Linked DNA regions of Homo sapiens: region 1 is linked to region 2. Evidence: chromatin contacts called from ENCODE Hi-C or POLR2A ChIA-PET data. All regions are on one chromosome and are shown on one strand. Each heading gives the region's core, a stretch centred on a gene start or an enhancer-like site at or near the end of the contact. The rest is flanking DNA. Distances are from core to core; before and after follow the strand shown. Region 1 holds the start of IGFBP7 (insulin like growth factor binding protein 7). Region 2 holds the start of LINC02380 (long intergenic non-protein coding RNA 2380).

Region 1 (2,700 bases), core at 148-2,647, 320 kb after region 2:
TCTTAGGATGGAACAAAGACAAAAATATTTAGGGAAACTCTGCTGTAAAGATTTTTCATTGTTTTTTAAACAACTGTCAGGTCAACATATGACCTTTGAGGGGAAAAAAAATGCTCCACTTGTCTATAATACACTAAGGAGAGGCCAAAAAGCAGTGCTAGGTTTTTCTGGATTGGAGGATGTTTCCCCACTCTCCACCCCCCGATTTTGTGGTCATTTAATTTTCAAAAAATTTGCAATAATTATCCTTGTAAGAGTCTGTTGAGAATGAGTTCTTTACACTGCTAATGGGATTATGAACTGAACTGCTGGCTTTCAGTCAGCAACCCTGTAAATCCCTGGATTTATGCTAAGAAAAAAGAACACAAAAGAACCACAATGTGACATGCAGAATAATGCACGCTGCAATGTTACACATTCAGTTAAAAAGTGAAAGCAACTTCCATGTCTGCATTGGAGAGGCCAGTGTTCCTGGGAAGAGAGGCTTTCAAGTTGAGTTTGCAGAGCACTTCGCAGAAAGACTGAGGAAGAGTCCACCGTTTATATCAAAAACCTCCTGGAATGCTGGTGAAGACTGGGGGCGCTTTAGGTGCCTCCGTGGCAGCTCCAACGAGGAAGGAGCTGGGACCCCTGCTCCTCTCAGCTGCGCTCTGTTCTCCCGAGAGGCTTGCTGGAGGGCGAGCAGTTCAGCAAGAACTCAAAACAAGGGCACAGCTCTCACACGGATTCCAGTACTCACTGAAAACGGCTCAGCACAAAAAAAGCACAGAGTCTTGTTGAATGCCACTGGGAGACAAAGCGGGGAGGGAGGTGCAGGCAGTTAAGAGGTTCCAGAAAGGGAAGTGGTTGGCAACGGTTTGTCCTTTTAGTGCTTGACACCCAAGACCACAGCAGGCCTGTGGCCAGCGGGGACACAGTCCACAAGTGGGGGTTTTTAACAGCTTGTTCTTAAGAGAGCTTCCCAAACCACAGAGTAATGAGCACTCAGGTGTCTCAGGCCCACGGAGGATTTAATAGATGAAACCCTGGATCGTCTCGAAGCCGTGGTTGTTAAGAAGTTTAAATATATTGACCGGAAACGGGGAGAAACCAGAGGGTGGAAGAGCCGCTCGCACTGCGGTGCGATCCCTGAGGGCTCGGGGCAGGGGACTGGGGACCGAGCAGGAGCTGGCGGGGTGAGCTCTGCGAAGCGGGCGTGAGACCGAGCGCCCATGGGCCGGTCACGCCGGGTGCCCGCTCACCCCCCGACGCCAGCAGGAGCGCGCGCGCAGGCCCCGCGGGGCCGGGAGGGCGGCACGGGCGGGGCCCCCGTGCTCTCACCGCCCCGGGGTGTGGTTCCCGCGGACAGGCCGGGCGGGGCGGCGGGTTTAAGGCGCCGGCCGGCCCGACACGGCTCACTCGCGCCCTTGCCGCTGCCACCGCACCCCGCCATGGAGCGGCCGTCGCTGCGCGCCCTGCTCCTCGGCGCCGCTGGGCTGCTGCTCCTGCTCCTGCCCCTCTCCTCTTCCTCCTCTTCGGACACCTGCGGCCCCTGCGAGCCGGCCTCCTGCCCGCCCCTGCCCCCGCTGGGCTGCCTGCTGGGCGAGACCCGCGACGCGTGCGGCTGCTGCCCTATGTGCGCCCGCGGCGAGGGCGAGCCGTGCGGGGGTGGCGGCGCCGGCAGGGGGTACTGCGCGCCGGGCATGGAGTGCGTGAAGAGCCGCAAGAGGCGGAAGGGTAAAGCCGGGGCAGCAGCCGGCGGTCCGGGTGTAAGCGGCGTGTGCGTGTGCAAGAGCCGCTACCCGGTGTGCGGCAGCGACGGCACCACCTACCCGAGCGGCTGCCAGCTGCGCGCCGCCAGCCAGAGGGCCGAGAGCCGCGGGGAGAAGGCCATCACCCAGGTCAGCAAGGGCACCTGCGAGCAAGGTGGGCACGAGCGCTTCCCTCTCCAACCCTGCGCCGCTCGGCCCAGCGAAGGGCACATCCGACGGGGCGTCCGCGGCGGCCTCGCCCCGCGCTGCTCACTGCGATTCCCCCGCGGGCATCCCAGGAGCCAGATGGGAGGGAAAGAGTTGGCAGCCGCGGAATGCCAGGAGCGGTGGGCGACGCCCCCCCTTCTCCTTTTTGGTGGTTTTATTTTGAGAGTTTGCTGCGTGCGTCCAGAAAGTGAGGGCCGGGTGTATATGTAGAAAAGATTTTCCGAGACCTCAGACTTCCCCATGCCCAAAGCGCACCCAACTCGTGCTAACATCTGTCCATTTCTCATCATTCTTGGCTTGGGGATGTAGAGAGAGGTGAAGTCAAGAGATGGGGGAAAGGAGTTTGACAATTAAATATAAAGTAAGGACTTCCAGACAGACTTTTTTTTTTAAAAGATAGGATCTTGCTCTGTCGCCCAGGGTGGAGGGCAGTGGCACGATCTTGGCCCACTGCAACCTCTGCCTCAAGCGATCCTCCTGCCTCAGCCTCCCAAGTAGCTGGGACTATAAGCCTGTGCCACCACGCCTGGCCAATTTTTGGTTTTTTGTTTTGTTTTGTTTTGTTTTATAGCGACGGAGTTTCACTATGTTGCCTAGGCTGGTCTCGAACTCCTGAGCTCAAGTAATCCCGGCCTGCTGGGATTACAGGCATAAACCACCGTGCACAGCCCTGATTTCTTAGTATTGAAGAAAATAGTCCACTTTCTAAAAATTATAGGTTCTCAAACAGTAATCTAACTAG
Region 2 (2,700 bases), core at 17-2,516:
GTCACAAACAAGAACTAGCGACATGTACTTGACATAACGTGAAGTCCTGTGCTCTGTGCTCTCTGCGGGGAGAGATGAGGTGATTCTTCAGAAGCTGATCAAAATTCCCTGCCTCCCTCAGGGTAGCTGAGCCTCGGAACAGCGGGAGCACTGCGCCATCTGGTGGGCAGATGCACTGCATCAACGTTCATTAGCAGAGGCTTTTACACACACACACACACACACACACACACACACACAAATGCTTTTCAAGGAAGACTCGAGAACAAATCCCGAAGCTGAGTGACAACTACAAAATACCATCAATTAAAGATATTATCTGGTAAGTTTCACAACAGATTATAAATGAACAGGATTGAAATGTGGTACCACTGTAAATCTTTAATTTTTCAGTTGTATATATAATATCTGATAGTTAATGGGTGTGTACCCTGTGCCAGGTAGGTGCTAGTCTATGTACTTTACATGCATTAACATATGTCATCCTCACAACAATCCTATAAGATAGGCACTATTTCCATCCCGTTTTACAGGTGAGGAAACTGAAACAGAGAGGTTCAGTAACTTGCCCAAAGTTACACAAGTTGGTACGTGGCAAAGCAAGAATTTAACAATGTTCTTAAGCTCTTAGGCACTAGGCTAGGCTGCTTCTCTGATATATACAATGTAGCACCGTGAGATTGGGTGTCATTAAGCAAGAGGTCAGAAAACAGGATTTTGAAAAGCATGTTCTGAAAGTGTAAGATTCCTTTTTCAAATTGCTTCCCCAAGCAAAAGAATGCAAAACTCTGAGCTTCCTATAAGTCAGAACCTTTACAAAAAGCAAGTTTTTGAAGACTGCTTTACAAAAAAAAGCACCCTTATTAGAATCACCGAATTTGGAAGTAAAGGGCAAGATCCCTTGATGATCATAATTGTGGTAGTTAATTTTATGTGTTGACTTACTGGGCCACAAAATTCTCAGATACTTGGTCAAACATAATTCTAAGTGTGTCTATAAGGGTGTTTCTCGATGAAATTAGTATTTGAATTGAGAGACTGAGTGAAGCAGATTGCATTCCTAAATGTGGCAGACCTCATCCAATAGGTCAAAAGACTGAGTAGAACACAACGACTCACCCTTCCTTGAGTGAGAACAAGAGGGAACTCCCTCTGCCTGACTGCTTTGAGATGGGACATCAGTCTTTTCCTGCCTTCAGACTCAAACTGAAATATTGGCTCTTCTTGGGTCTCCAGCTTGCCAACTGCATATCTTAGGACATTCTATTGGCTGTTTCTCTAGAAAACCCTTACTAATGTGATGGCTCATTATGTCATCATCACATTGTCATCATCATTGTGGTCACCCTCAACATCACCATCATCATCTTCTCTACCACACACTGAGTGTCCTCCCTTTCAGGCACAGTGTTCAGTGCTCTGAGACTGTGTGAGTAAAAGTGCTTATTTTACAGATGAGTAAACGGAGGTTCAGTGAACTTGGAACATGTACCCAACACCTCACCAACAGTCAATGGTACAGGTAAGACCATGGTTATCAACAGCCCAGTGCATTTTTCTCTATGCCAAGTGACATCTCCCACTAGATGGAACAGTCATCAACAACTAACATTTGGAAGGATGATGGCATGTTTTCCATCTTCAGATATCTTATTAACTCTAATTTTCTTGAAAAGTGCTTTCTCATTCCTTTGAAAGCCATTATTTTCCTTCTTTTCCAGGGTGACATGTTGTCATTTTAGCTTGGTTACTTTTGAGGCAGTTTAATCTGATTTTGCTAGGAACCAGTTATTCTTCTTACATCTGTTTGACCATTCATCAACTAACAGGCATTTTCCACAACTGCAGATACAAAAGAGACAAGAAAAAGTGCAGCTCACCTTAAATACCCTGATTCATCTGAGCTGGGCATGATTCAGCTACTCAAGATATTGAATTTGGGAAATATGTGTGTCTTCAGACTTTTTCCTCTCTCTGTATGGGAGAGGGCTGGCAAGTCGGGCACCAGAGGGATCAACTCATGCACAAGGCTGCTGCAGCCTGCATAAAAGTGTGCAAGTAGACCTGGTTGCAAAGGACAAGAGGGTGTGGGGCATCAACCCCTCCCATGACAACTTCCAAAGGAAAAATAGACTATAATTATCAGAAACCCAATTGCCCTATTAAAATACATGAAATAACTACAAAAATTGTGAAATTGAAGTCATGGGGTTTTTTTAATAACAGTAAAAAATATTTGTATCCAGAAAGAAAATTTAAACCTAGCAAGATATATCTAAGTAAACTGTGCCCTTCCCACCCCTAAGCCCCAACATGTTAATCAGATGTGCAGTCCCAGAGGCAGGACCTCTTGGCCCATGGTGAGTTCACCTTGGACAGACTCCTTTGAAGAGATAAGCTATCTAGGATAAGAAGAGAACTTGCTGGAAATAGCCAGATAAATAACAGTAGATTGTAGCCTATCTGCCAGGAAGCACACTTTTTCCCCAGCCATTTGCAGGAAGAGAAGTAGGTTGCTATGCCATTACAAGTCATTTTCTCTCCCGGGTTACGCCAGCCCATGCTCCTTTTTCATTCCAATTGCTGCATTTCTAGAGGATCATACTGCCATTTTTCTCTTCTCTGTCTAATGCCAATCGCACTTCTGGGCTGTTGCCCCCACTGCTGATGGTGTTAATCTCCATGGGAACCAATGTGACT

What was found. A loop is a pair of places that touch in the nucleus more often than their neighbours do. ChIA-PET counts read pairs that join two places held with the same protein, here RNA polymerase II (POLR2A). Pooled maps may share reads with other maps.
Region 1: a loop to region 2 is called in a map of ascending aorta, with 4 times the contacts of the local background. The contact joins the promoter of IGFBP7 here to the promoter of LINC02380 in region 2. A Hi-C loop is called at or near these places in 1 of 168 maps with a recorded cell type or tissue (ascending aorta) and 3 of 50 pooled maps. POLR2A ChIA-PET finds 5 or more read pairs at or near these places in 1 of 52 experiments (WTC11).

The regions. Positions count from the first base shown.
Region 1 is chr4:57,109,082-57,111,781 of GRCh38, reverse strand. IGFBP7 (insulin like growth factor binding protein 7) reads left to right here and starts at 1,397. Exons shown (of 5, transcript NM_001553.3): 1 at 1,397-1,905. The coding sequence starts at 1,431. IGFBP7-AS1 (IGFBP7 antisense RNA 1) reads right to left here and starts at 2,020. Exons shown (of 5, transcript NR_034081.1): 1 at 1,812-2,020. RefSeq lists a silencer at 1,259-1,328.
Region 2 is chr4:57,424,438-57,427,137 of GRCh38, reverse strand. LINC02380 (long intergenic non-protein coding RNA 2380) reads right to left here and starts at 1,266. Exons shown (of 6, transcript NR_125907.1): 1 at 1,120-1,266; 2 at 29-159. RefSeq lists an enhancer at 41-335.